Linked DNA regions of Homo sapiens: all the other regions are linked to region 1. Evidence: chromatin contacts called from ENCODE Hi-C or POLR2A ChIA-PET data. All regions are on one chromosome and are shown on one strand. Each heading gives the region's core, a stretch centred on a gene start or an enhancer-like site at or near the end of the contact. The rest is flanking DNA. Distances are from core to core; before and after follow the strand shown.

What was found. A loop is a pair of places that touch in the nucleus more often than their neighbours do. ChIA-PET counts read pairs that join two places held with the same protein, here RNA polymerase II (POLR2A). Pooled maps may share reads with other maps.
Region 2: a pooled map shows a loop between it and region 1 (5-fold over the local background). The contact joins two enhancer-like sites. A Hi-C loop is called at or near these places in 1 of 37 single-sample maps with no recorded cell type and 12 of 50 pooled maps. POLR2A ChIA-PET finds 5 or more read pairs at or near these places in 3 of 52 experiments (SK-N-SH, T-cell and activated naive CD8-positive, alpha-beta T cell).
Region 3: a loop to region 1 is called in a pooled map, with 2.9 times the contacts of the local background. The contact joins the promoter of NDNF-AS1 here to the enhancer-like site in region 1. A Hi-C loop is called at or near these places in 1 of 168 maps with a recorded cell type or tissue (CD8-positive, alpha-beta T cell) and 3 of 50 pooled maps. POLR2A ChIA-PET finds 5 or more read pairs at or near these places in 1 of 52 experiments (activated CD4-positive, alpha-beta T cell).

What each region holds. Positions count from the first base shown.
Region 1 is chr4:121,137,312-121,141,874 of GRCh38, reverse strand. TNIP3 (TNFAIP3 interacting protein 3) reads left to right here. Exons shown (of 11, transcript NM_024873.6): 9 at 1-59; 10 at 3,191-3,251. Among named protein-coding and RNA genes, the nearest start is that of TNIP3, 25 kb to the left of the region's middle. Within about 2 kb of position 2,119, at least 3 of the 41 ENCODE cell types and tissues checked have a DNase peak (open chromatin) inside an H3K27ac peak, as active enhancers do; they include CD8-positive, alpha-beta T cell, where a contact is called at or near this core.
Region 2 is chr4:121,254,468-121,259,030 of GRCh38, reverse strand. No RefSeq gene overlaps it. Among named protein-coding and RNA genes, the nearest start is that of TNIP3, 92 kb to the right of the region's middle. Within about 2 kb of position 2,495, at least 7 of the 41 ENCODE cell types and tissues checked have a DNase peak (open chromatin) inside an H3K27ac peak, as active enhancers do.
Region 3 is chr4:121,069,325-121,073,887 of GRCh38, reverse strand. It overlaps NDNF-AS1 (NDNF antisense RNA 1), which reads right to left and starts at 2,526. Exons shown (of 3, transcript NR_187407.1): 1 at 2,308-2,526; 2 at 24-138. NDNF (neuron derived neurotrophic factor) reads left to right here and starts at 1,353. Exons shown (of 4, transcript NM_024574.4): 1 at 1,353-1,895.

The DNA.
Region 1 (4,563 bases), core at 870-3,369:
TGCAAGATCCATGGGTACCAACAGGCCCTGGAGCTGTGCAGAAGCAACGGGAGCACCCAGTAAGTAAGAGTGCATTTGAAAAAGTGCTTAGTATACTGTTTTGGTAGAAATTATGTGCATCTCTGGAATTTCAGCACATTATATTATCTACAGCAAGAGCCTCTGTTTTCTCTCAGCCTCTAACTTGCAAAGTTGGAGTGGTCAATGTACACTAGAATTATCTTTGGGACACTGAATCCATAGGACACATAGATACGAATAAATTAACTGAAAGGTATTAAATTGGGAATAATTCCTTGAACAACATATAACATTTTCAATTGGCATACTTCATTCTACCCAAAGGACATTTTCTGTATAAAGTGTATTTATGTATAAAGGAAAGTGGATATGGCAAAACAAGAAAAATGAGATGCTTTTGTTCGGTTGTAAATTTATATTGAACTACTATGGATATTGCTACATATGTGCAAAATAGATTTTGACATTTTCCAATTGAAAGGATTTTCTTAAAGGATCCAAGAAAAAGTGACCCACTTAAGTTGTTCTCCATGGCTGTGTCTTCCCAGACAAAATGAAATGCAGAGTTGAGCAATTATTTGTGAGGGGAATTGATTTGGACAGTCAACCTGAATTAGTGAGGCCCAAAGCACCCTTTTTTTCCTTCTCAATAGCAGTATTCCACCTACCCTCCTCTACTTTTTATTTTGCCTACATAGATAGAAATTTATCCAGGAAAAAAATATGCATTTTCTGCATTTTGGATTTACCCAGACAAATCCCGCTACCCTTTAGGTTTGATTAATTGTGTTTCTCATGATGAAAAAATCTAAGATTTTTAACTGGGATTTTCCTACCAGAATGCTTACAGAGAACATGATTCTCTTGGCTTCCTGAAAGTTCTCATACTTTTGTTCGAGTGTGACTCAAAACCCTTTTCCCAAGGGAGGAGATAATGACTCTTTGGGTGGCTGAAGGAATGTGAGGATTTAATGAGCATCTCTTATTTGACCCTGGTATGACACAGCACACCGCTAAGAATTGAGTCTTTTCATGTTATTGCGGGTTGCTAGTTCTGTCTGCTCTCCCTCCCCCTTTTCCTTTTTTTTCTTTACCTGTTTGCTTACTTTTCAGTCTTTACCAATAACATTAAATTTTTTTTTCAAGAATGTAGAAGTCAACTCAGATTGTGAGAAACATAAAGAGAAATTTACTGTAGGAGTGAATTAACCTATAGGAGTTGGCTTCTACAGGTTGGGGGATTGGAGAAATATTCTTATGAAAGGTTAACTATAAAACCAATCAGTCATTCACATTTACCTAGGAGTACAAATTATTGTTTCAGTCAAATATTTCTTTATGGAAAGAAGGAAGGAATTCACCTACTATAGCTCATCAAACAGTCCATGTCAATTAAAAAAGGCAAGGCAGTCCAGGTCACATAAAATTGTCACCAAATAAAGGCCTATATTTGAAAAAGGACTCCAAGCCATGTAGAATGGCCTACATTTTCTTTCTTTTTTTCTTTTTTCTTTTTTTTTGAGAAGGCATCTCGCTCTGTCATCCAGGCTGTAGTGCAGTGGTGCGATCTTGGCTCACTGCAACCTGTACCTCCTGGGTTCAGGCAATTCTCCTGCCTCAGCCTCCCGACTGGCTGGGACTACAGGCACACACCACCACACGTGGCTAATTTTTGTAATTTTAGCGGAGATGGGGTTTCACCATATTGCCCAGGCTGGTCTCAAACTCCTGACCTCATGATCCGCCCACCTTGGCCTCCCAAAGTGCTGAGATTACAGGCATGAGCCACTGCGCCTGGCCAGAATGGCCTACATTTTCAAGCAGTAGTCAGATGAAAAAAATCTCAGCATAACAGTAGAGTTTACAACCAAATCCTCAAAGTTAATTTAAAAATAATATTTCATGTTTCTTGTCTATATCGAAGGCTGAATTAAGTCACATGCTATAGTGTTGGTAACATTACAGGATATTTACCTTCTCTTGGCAACTCTCCTGGAATATAAAACTGAGGCTCACGTCACTTATCCTATGTGTTATTTGAGACATCTAAAAATAAACGAGAAGATAAAAAACAGAGGTGATCTCATTTCCTCTTCTAGCTTTTTCATAAGCCAGAGGAGCCAAGGGCCTAGGTGTCTAGAGTAGGGGTACAGTGGGGTCAAACTGCACTAAAAGCAGCATTTCTCAGTGTCTTATTGAGTAATTGAACTTTCTGGGCTACTTTCAGTGGTCTGGCAGCCTTGTAAATGCTCTCTGTTGGCTCATGTTAGAAAAATTTTCCTCAAGTTATTTTTAGGAGATAATTGAATTACAGAACAACAAAAAAATCTATATTCTCTGTGTCTTGTGGAGAAGTAGGAGGCAGGGGTGAGCATTCAGAGCAGAAAGACAGACCTGCTTTGTGGGCAGGTAAAGCTGAGATTGCTCCATTCCTAAGCGTTAAATACAGAGGTGCTGGCCTTGGAGATATCTTGATGATTCAGGCCTATGGGTTTACTATTTATTCAATGCAATTTGTTCGACATTCAATATCTAGCTGTTCTTAACTGGTGTAAACCTAGGAGAAAATCCCAAGAGAAAAATCTTGTCTCTGTAGACTAAACTATATGAGCAATTTAGAGGATAGGTTCTGCTGGATCGGTTCTTCACAACAGCAAAAAGGGAAAGATTTGCCCTGCTTCACCATCCTGAACTTCTGTCAATGCCAAATCCCCATTTAATAGCTTAAATTTCTTCCTTAAACCATTAGAAAACTTGTATTAAACTTTTTTTCCTGGCCTTCTCATTGCCTCTAGTGTGAGGGTCTCAAAAAGAGTATTTGTTGATGCTAAGTTGCTTTGTTTTATTGATGGGCTGTAGTAAGTTTTACAAGTGTTTATACTTCTGCAGATATTCAAAACACATCTGTTTCAAAAAAAGAAAGAAAATATGTCACAACCTCAAAGTGGTAGAAATTCTGGCCAAACACAGAGTGGATTTAAGAGGGGGTAGGGAGAGATGATGGCAGTGATGGGGGGTAAGCAGGATGAGTGAGGTTGGCAATAGGTTTGGATAGAAATTACTTTTGTGTTGCCTGCTTAATAAAAGCCACATAGCCTAATTGTATTTTTGACATGCCACTATATTTGAAGTCCATATTGCTATAATAATGTTGTATTGTTCCACACAGCCAGACTATCAGTGGTATGCTCTTGACCAGCTTCCGCCAGATGTACAACACAAGGCAAATGGTGAGACCACAGCTGTATTGAGCATTCTTTCATGTTTACATCTTAATGGGATCTTTTGGGGATGTTTACTCAACATACATTCATTCGTACTTGGGGAGGACTTACTATAAAGTTGTGTTACATACATAACTTTAATTTGATGCACCTGGGGTTAAATTGAACTCCTTAAGACAAAGAAAATGTGCGAATGCAGAAATGCATGAACCTCAATTCTGGCTTCTGTTCCTTTTTCAGTCTCAGAGTCAGAATTCCATCTGGGGTTAGAAATGAAAACTGTAAGCAGAGCTGTATTATAACAACAACAAAGCTCTGCAATTGTACTACAAAGCACAGATGCACACCCACTATTCCAGGTTGAGTTTGCTAGACAGATGTTTTAAATGTCACTGGCAGACAGACAGAGGAAACCAAAGGCTCGGAACTGTGTTCCCTTATGACTAAATGTCAGACTCCAAGGCAGGGCTCTTAGTTTAGGCCAGGGTTGCCCACAACGCCCACCTCAAAGTATGCTGGGGAAAACTAAAAGTCACTTATGAAGTACTCACAACTAAGAGTACTTTTTTAAATCTTATTTTTTATTGATTTAACATTTTCTGTTTTCTTTCTAGAATCTGCTATACTTTCTACTGCTTGTTTCTATGGTCTTGTGAGGCCACCCAGAAGCGGGCTGTATAAACTGAGCTATAATCAAAATCCCACTTCTATTCTCATCAAGTATACATAATCAAAAGTTAGAAATGTCTGCTACATGTTTAAAGTCTCATATGACACACACCTGGGACTCTAACTTGTTAATTTCCAAAGATTTGAATCTATCTAAAAATGCTGAAGATGAGCTATGTAGTCTAATTTCAGGCCATTCTTGAAATTTGATCTCGTTTGAAGTCAGAGCTGAGATCACAGAAATCTAGTTTTTAATACAAGGAGTCTGTTATGGAGTGTAAATAGGGAGTCAGGGACACCACATGTAGTTTTGCAGGTTGTGAACTTTACAAGTCTGAGGGGCTCATCATGGTACTCTATGTGAATGGAGCCTGCTGAAGTACAATACGCAATCTGGACAGCTGTACACAGCAGCAATGGGAGTGACAAAGGCCATAGATTACAACAGCATCATAGAAAAGAAATATGAAATGTGAGAATTCCATAATAAAATATCCAGGTATTTATCAAAACACTATAGGACTCTCTTTTTTCTTTGCTTTCTACTACAAATATAGCCAGTGGTTTTAATGAAGTTCTTGAGTTCCAACAATAATGGAGTTGTTTTATTAGAAAGGCATACCATTAACCGGAATGTGTGTTGCATAAT
Region 2 (4,563 bases), core at 1,246-3,745, 120 kb before region 1:
GCTCTTCACATCAACCGTCGCAAGATTTCTGTCACACTGGTACCTTTTGAAAGTTGGGTTCTTTCTCCTCCAAGAAGGAAAACAGAATTGAGCTTAAAGTGCTTTTAAAGTAGTAATGGCATCTGGAAAAATTATATTTTAATGCTATATGAAAGAACATCTCCAACAGAAATAACTTATCTTGAAATTAGCAGAAATGTCACCTAGATTGAGAATGCATGAGCACCTTTTATAAGTTAAGGTGGAACAATTTATAAATACAGTAATGAAACTACAGGTATTGGGATAGTATACTGCTTTTTTCAGCTGCTTACCAATTCCTTTTTTCCTTCCAATGAAAGAGAAGGATAGAAGCCACAAATCCTTCTCTGTTCTCTTTAGCGGAATAGTTATATCTAGAAGAATTCCCTAAAAATTTCCCAAGACATTCTGGCCTGACAGCAGAAAAGGAAAGCCCACTGTCAGATAGAGACCCTAAATCCATTTCCATCTGAATACAGATTATCCAAGACCTCTCTGCTTGTGGAAAATATTTCTAAATATCCAAACAAAGGAACAAGTCTCTGAAAAATGGGGCAATAATCAATGTTTGAAAAGGAACAGTCCTGGTAGTATCAAGCATGGCTTATGAATATTCAAATTTTAATTTTCAGTGGCCAGGCCCCGAGAGCCCCGACACAAAAAAATAAAATAACATACAAATACAAATAGCCACTGCACCTGGTCAGTATCTTAAAGATTCTTAGAATGTTTGAACTGGCATGGATTCTAAGTACCAGATTTTTCAGAAGAAAGAACACCAAGAGGTAGTGACCTGGCCAATGCCACAGCATTGGACCTTGGCAAAGGCAAGGACTGTGAAGATATAGAGGAAGTATAGTGGCGTAGAAAAATCAAGGGTTATGTGAAGAGGCAGACTTTGGTTCTAGTCTCAGTTCTGCCACTTCCAAGAATGTTGAGGAAGTCTCTTAATGACACTGCCTTTGCAAAATTATGACTGAGACAGCGAAAGAGATCTAACATAACTGATTCCACCTTGCTTCTAACCTCCAAGCTGTCCTTGTTCATTCCTGGGCGTAGACTGAACTAACTTTGGGAGAAACTTGGGGAGAAACTACTTTTTTTTTTTTTTTTTTGAGATGGAGTCTCGCTCTGTTGCCCAGGCTGGAGTGCAGTGGCGTGATCTCGTCTCACTGCAAGCTCCGCCTCCTGGGTTCACGCCATTCTCCTTCCTCAGCCTCCCGAGTAGCTTGGACTACAGCTGCCCACCACCATGCCTGGCTAATTTTTTTGCATTTTTAGTAGAGACGGGGGTCTCACTGTGTTAGCCAGGATGGTTTCGATCTCCTGACCTTGTGATTCGCCCTCCTCAGCCTCCCAAAGTGCTGGGATTACAGGCGTGAGCCACTGCGCCCAGCAGATACTTAGTTTATAGTTTAAGCAAAGACGGTAACAGCCCTTTCCCAAAGCAGACCTCCTTCTTGCCTGGGGACTAGATTGCCTTTGCACGACTAACATTAGCCACAAGATTAGAAATTATGGTTTAGGAGTCATGCAGCTGGAGGCTACAAGATTCTGACCCTCCTTAAACTGCTCCTAAAATCAGTGCTTGAGATATTTTGCAGACCCTGCACTTGATGGATCAGCTGGCACCACCCATATCAATAAATTGGCTCATCTGATCATGTGGCCCCCACCCAGGAACTGACTCAGCACAAGAAGACAGCTCTGACTCCCTATGATTTCATATCTGACCAATCAGCACTCCTGGCTCACTGGCTTTCCCCCACCCACCAAGTTATCCTTAAAAACGCTGCTCCCTAAATGCTCAGGGAGACTGATTTGAGAAATAATAAAACTCCGGTCTCCTGCACAGCCTGCATGAATTGCTCTTTCTCTATTGCAATTCCCCTGTCTTGATGAATCAGCTCTGTCTAGGCAGAGGGCAAGGTGAACCTTGGGTGGTTACATTAACATAACAGAGCCCCTGTATCCATTTTCTTGTTTTTCAGAGTGAAGACTACTATGTGCTTACGGATTAAATAGACAGTATATAAAGTGCCTAGCACAGACCAGATGTGTTGTGAACATAGATTATCTCTTTTTTTCTCAAATCAAGAATTCTTTGAAATACAGACCTCTGTATGTGATCCCACTAAAGGCACTGAATAAAGGGAAATGTATAGTAATATTTGAAAAAAAAATCTCTGACCTAGAAAGTCCTTACTTTCAAAGCAATAGGTGTCAGTGACTCATTACTATTGGACTCAAACAGAAGAAAAGGGATGGGGGTTGGGAGGTTCCTATCAAAGCAAAACATAGGACACAGATGAATAAAAATACACACATATATGTTTTATACACATGTTAAACTATCTGCATTTAGGTGGAACTAAAGAGAGTTCAATCATAACTGATTCTACCCTCTTCTGACTCATAAGCAGCATTAAGTAACTTCCTGTACTCTACTGAAATGAGTTTTCTCTCTGCCCACCCCAGCACCCTGTAGCCTGAGAACCTGGCTTCACTTCAGAAGTTGAGTCACTGCCTTTTTCTTAAAGACCATTTCTGCCAACACATTTCTCCATCTAATTTCAGAAAAGAAAGATTCACAAAGTCAAGGAGTCCCATTTGAGTAGTATCTTTTTTTCCCTGGTGCAGCTATAATGCCACCATGCATTTAAGGTCAACATTAAAGAAACAGAAGGGCAATTTTGAGAAGTCATCTAACCAAAGAAAATTAAAATAAAATTCAAATAAAAAGAAAAATATCAATGTTTCAACATCCCTCACAGTTGAATTCAGCTGCAATTTCTAATTTGCAAAAGGAAGTGGTTATTCATCTTAGTTCATAATGCTCCCCAAAGTGCTCAATTTCTCTTGCTTCTCTTAATCACAGACTCTAAAGGGACATGAGAGATGTGGATTAACAATGTGGAGATTTGAAATTGTTTTTAATTTTGGTACTATCAACTAAAATATGTAATCTTTGATTAATTTAAGGAATTTCAAATTGAAAGGAAAGATAATTTTCTTTTCTTTTTCTTTTTCTTTTTTTTTTAAGATGAAGTTTCACTCTTGTTGCCCAGGTTGGAGTACAATGGCATGATCTTGGCTCACTGCAACCTCTGCTTCCCGGGTTCAAGTGATCCACTTGCCTCCGCCTCCTGCATAGCTGGGATTACAGGCACCCGCCACCACACCCGGCTAAGTTTTGTATTTTTAGTAGAGATGGGGTTTCACCATGTTGGCCAGACTGGTCTCGAACTCCTGACTTCAGGTGATCTGCCCACCTCGGCCTCCCAAAGTGCTGGGATTACAGGCGTGAGCCACTGCACATGGCCAATGATTTTCTTAATTCAAGAGCACTATAAATTCATATAGAATTAAGCAATAGACACATTAACAATAAAACATGACTTATCACATGAAGTAAGAAGTTAATTATAGTGAATGTACTCAATTTCAATATTTTTTAAAACTCCAAGAGGAAATTGCTATGTTGAAAATAATAAGTGGTGTACACATGTATGAAAAGGAAGATCATGGGAAATGTGATGTATATGGTTACATCAGATGTACTTCTTTTCCATCCCTGTAGCTATGGTTTGGAGCAGGCTTCAACCAGGTTTGTACAGGCACGACCTGATAGTCTTGCTTTGAGCTATGTCATATACCTCATAGTGTGGCATGGGAAGCCCATGGGAAGCCACTTGGTGCTCACCCACGTGTAACCTGGAAGTACTGAAGAGTTAACACTGATAGAGCATACTTGACAAATGAAGGATGGGGCTGCTGGAAATGCTTCCCCCTTGGATCTTCTAGAGGGACAATTCTGACATTCATTACATAAGGCTCCTCAGAAGGTCCTGCTGGATGGAGCATCAGTTGACCATAGAAGTAACCAACACATGTCAGGCATGGTGGTTCATACCTATAATCGCAACACTTTGGGAGGCTGAGGCAGGTGAATCACTTGATCTCAGGAATTTGAAACCAGCCTGGGAAACATAGTGAATCCCCGTCTCTACAAAAAATACAAAAATTATCCAGGCATGGTGGCATGCGTGTGTAGTCCCAGCTACTCAGGAGGCTGAGGTGGGAGGATCACTTGAGCCCAGAAGGTTGAGGCTGCAGTGGACCAAGGTCATGCCACTGCACTCCAGCCTGGGTGACAGAGTAAGAGCCTGTCTCAAAAAAAAAAAAAAAAAAAAAAAGAAAAGAAAAAGAAAAAAAAAAGGTGACCAACACATTCTTACACTGCCTTTCCCTCCTCTGCTTGACTTCCTGTATCAGCTATCTATTGCCATGCAACAAATTACATAAAAAACTTAGTGATTTAAGACAACAATTTTTTTTTTTTTGAGGCGGAGTCTCTGTCTGTTGCCCAGGCTAAGAGTGCAGTGGCGCGATCTCGGCTCACTGCAACCTCCGCCTGCCGGGTTCACACTATTCTCCTGCCTCAGCCTCCTGAGTAGCTGGGACTACAGGCACCTGCCACCATGCCCTGCTAATTTTTTTGTATTTTTAGTAGAGATGGGGTTTTACCATGTTAGCCAGGGT
Region 3 (4,563 bases), core at 1,277-3,776, 68 kb after region 1:
AAATCTCAGCACATAAGACATACCTGGTACACAGCAGGGACTTCGTAAGCTTTGTTAATGAATGACCCAGGGATCTGCTCTAGATCGTATCTCCTAAGTGGAGATACAATGAGGACTTTTCTCACCTCATTGTCTCATCTGCAAAAAATATGCTTGCACAGTGATCTGAAATGTCCTTTTCAGTGTTTAAAAATTTTACAAAACTATTTTATGTCGTGTAAACGGTTTTATAAATCCATTTCCTGCAGTGTTTTCATCTAGGAACCACAAAACTTTAGGAGCTGCATTGGTCCACCCTCTGTGACCAACTGTTTAGCAAAAAAGATCATAGTTCTTAATATGACCGGGATAAGGCTGATTTTCATCCTACCTACCTTAATTTCATTGTGGCAATAACAGAACTAGTGTTTTCAATACTGACACTATATCTTAATAAATAATTATATATTATTAGAACTTATATAAAACCAGGTTTGCTGGAAATCAGGTTCTCAGTTGCAAAAATGAGATCACCAAATCATTCGGTACTTTTTTTTTCTTGGTTTTCCTAAGCCCAGGCCAGGTTGCTAATTAGGTAACTTTTTATCATAATTACCTAGTCAGCCTTAATGGCTTCACACACTCTGCTCCGTTTCACTGGTCCTGTAGGGCCGCTTTTTCAATTGTTAAAACAGCTGCTGAGTTTCAAATCGGAGGAGGCTCGGTCTGCGCCGAGGGGGAAGCGCTCCCTGAGTGAAGGCTGTGATAGGCAGGCGTTCGGGTGAAAAGTGGGACATGAATGCACAGTTTGCACACTCTGCTTTCCGCCTCCAACCACCAACCTTCTGGATTTAACACGTCCCCCTCCCTGCCCCCAGATCAACCCCAGAGTTTCCCTCTATTGTGCACCCCGGTCTGCTTGACAGTGTGATGGTCCCGCGTGCGCGTCTCCTGGGTTTTGCAGCTTTGTCGGGGGCTCGGTGGGCCTCCTTCATTCTCCCCGAGTGGCGCTAAGGTTAGGACAGCAGCGTGTCCCTCGCGATGCCGCCCGCGAGGGTCCTGTTTGGGGAGCGCTGGGTCGCTGAGCAGGGTGGTGTGTGTGTGAGAGAAAGAGAGGGAGGGAGGGCTACAGGGAGAGAGAAAAGGAGGGAGAGGGTGTCTGTGTGTGAGTGTGTGTATGTGTATGAGTGTGTGTGTGTGTGTGTGTGTGTGCGTGCGCGCTGGCGCGCAGCGGGAGGGAGAGAAGGAGGGACGGAGGGGGAGGCAACGGGCAGAGGAGGGAGGGGGCGGGCGGGCAGCGGTGAGGCGGGAGGGGTTAGGGCTGGGAGGGGAAGAGACTCCGGGCTTCAGCAGTGACACTCGGGAGCGAACACACACTCCCCACTTCCAGCCGCGAGAGAGTGGAGCTAACTGAGCAGCGCACCCGCCACGGCCGCTGCCGCCCCGTGCGCCCGGCTCTCCCAGCACCCCGCGCGGCGCTCCAGCCAGGCGCCTGTGCGACTAGCGGCGGCCGGCGAAGCCCGCGCCAGCCCCGCGGGTCGCTGCGGCATCCTCCCGCCGCCCAGCCCCCGCACGCTCCCTGCAGTTTAAAAGGACCTCCCGCCGCTTCTCGGCGCTGCCCCGGGATTCCCCAGCCCCGCGCGGCTCCCTACTCCACTTCGCAGCAACTTCGGCGACCGCGCGCCGCCCGCCCTCGCCCGCCTTTGAAGTTTGCTGTGCCGACCGCAAAGTTGGGACACTTCAGCGGATTGAATTTTTCTCTTTTATCTGCCTCCGTCCCCGCCCTCCAGGCTTCTCGTTCCTGGATATTGGTGCTTAGCATCTTGGCAGGGTCCGGGGACGTGGACTATTTCGCACACCACACCACGGGGAGGGATTTTTTTCTATTTTCCCTACGAAAAACAGATCTTTTTAAGGTAAGTGGGGAGAGGAAAGCAATGCCCCAGAGACCCGACGCCTTAGCCCGCCACCCTGAGACCTAGCACAAGGAGCGTTCACGCCCGAAGGGTCATCCGAGATGGGGGCTCGAGGCACGCGCCCCCAAATCTTCAAGGCCCAAGAAGCTTCTCAAGGGCGCCCTATCCGTAGGAGCTGAGGGCATGAGGGGCAGGAGCAGGTTTCCCTCGTTTTTTTTTTTTTATTGTTGTTGTTGTTTGTTTGTTTGTTTGTTTTTAATTTAGCTGCTTTCGAAGCTGGGCGGCCCGGAGAGATGTGAGGAGGTGGACAGACAGCGCAAGGGCGGGGAAGACCTGGGACCCGGGAGCTCGGGGTGCAGTGGGGTCTGGGGAGCCGCGGAGCCTTTATCCCGGACTTAGCCTGGACACTTACTTTGCCCGCCTGCCAAGAGGGCTGTTGCCTCCCTTTCCAGGTTCATGCCCTCCGCCCGCCGCTAGGGAAAGTCTGCGGGACTGGGGTTTTGCAGAGGGCGTCTGCGTGTAGGGCGAAAAGCTAGAGGTCCAGGCAGCGCACGAGTTCTTGGTGGGCGTCTGGGAGCTGCGCAGCCGGGGCCGGGAGTTCGGTTGGCCCGACCCCCAACCGCTCTGGCTCCTCATTTGTCCTCTGCGTGGTAGGCGAGCATCGTTATAGAAACTTCCTTGGGCTGAGCGAGGTGGCCTGGGACCGGCTCATACTTTCTTCCGGAGAGCAGAGCGGCCACCGAGGTGACGCCCCCTACGGCCCCAGCCAGGAGACTCGGCTTCGTGCCCTCGTCCTGTCTGTGCGTGAGTTGGGGTTCGCTCTCACCCGCGCTACCTTTCTAACTGAGCGGAGTCGCCGCGGCCCCGATAACCTAGGAGTCCGAACGAGTGATTGCAGGTCCCAGCTGTTTTCTTGGAGGCACTTTGCAAACTGCTGAATTTGGAGTGCGGTTTCGTTGCATTGTGCGCTCTCGGTTCACCTTTCTGCCCGCACCCTATCCCAGGCCCAGGCGTGAGAGCTCCCGGCAGTTCCCCGGACCCGCCCCGCATCAGCTCCTCGGAGTTTGCCGCGGGCACCTCTACGCTGTCTCTGAGCTGTCCCTCCGGCCAAGTTGCGGTTCCCCTCCTGGCCCCCTTCGGGGCGCTGTCCATTTCTTGCTCTTGGGTACGGGTGGCTCCCTAAAACCAAGACCTTGAGCGGGAAATGAACCTGAGTGTATGTCTGGGTTTTGTTGTTGTTGTTATGTTTTTTCCTTCTTTTCTTTAAATTTATTTACAGAGTTCTTTTTAGCAACTTTGTTGGGTTGATAAATTTGCTTCTCATCTGTCGATCCCGCTAAATCACAAAGAAGAGTTTATTTTTTCATTTAGTTGCTGCTTTCCCCAAACACACTACCCTCTCTTTCCCCCCTCCACCCCTCCTCCTGCTGCCTCGCTTCCTGAACCCTTTTTCTTTTCTGACGGAGGGAATCTCCGCACCTCCTCCTCTCCTCCTCCCACCCGGTCCCTGAGCGCCTGTGAGAACCAGGGGAGTCATCAATGGAAATAAATAGGACTCCGCTCCATTCTCCGCCCCCTTCAAACAAGTAAAATCCTCCCTGGGTTCGGAGAAGTAGAGATAAAACATCCCTCCCAAGGGAGCGGTTGCAGGGGATTTGATGGGATTGAATTGTTTTATTATCTTGAAAGAAGTGATGGATGGATCCGAGAGGGAATATGTATATAAAGCAGAGTGTAGTGAGGGCGATCGGTATGATTATTCATTATTGTTTGTTAAGAGTGATAATAAGGCCGCAACCTTCGCTCAGACTGTGTTTATACTGGGGTTTGAGTTTATGTCAGTCTCTTATTACAGTGGTTTCAGAAAGTGAAAACACCAAAACCGTATTAATTCTTCAGTCATTCTGCATATGGGATTAATCAAATGTCAAAAAAGATACTGTCGTTTTACCACAGTTTTAATCTATGATCTTTTAGAAGGTTGCACTCTTATAAAATGTCATTTGCCTCCATCTGTCTTCTTAAAGTTTAAAAAACTTGGCAACATAATTAATTATGGTCCCAATTCCCATTTTCAATCTAAACCTATATTCAGGATTATATTAAAATACCCCATCATTTATTCCTCAGAAGTGACTCTTATGAGTTTAAACTCTTGGAGGGGAGAGAGGGACAACTGGGAATGAGGGGCCTAGGAGTTAGATAAATTAGTACTATTTCAGATTTCTCTAAAAATTCCTTTACTTCTTCCTTTAGAGAAAGAAATTACAAGGTCCTTCTCTGCACAGTTCATCACTTCAGTGAATGCCCTTAATCTTTACCACACACTTGAAACATAACAGCTTGCAGCCTTGTCTGCATTATTGCTTTCATTTTTGTGTCAGGACATTTTATTCATTAAACCTGTATGTCAAAGACTTAGGCTTAGTGTGGCAGTAACACTCTGTTTTAATTAGTAACTATCATAAAAAAGAAGCTAGAACTCTGTAATAGGCCTAAATTGCTATGAATTATGTTTGGTTTAAATTACGCATTTATTTCAGCAGAAATGAAACCATGAATATAAAACATCTTTTAATCACTTGCAGATACAGCTTTTATCTCTTAGGATGTAACAAAATATGTAATTGAAAAATATCCTTCTAAGGACAAGAGAAGCCCCCACCCT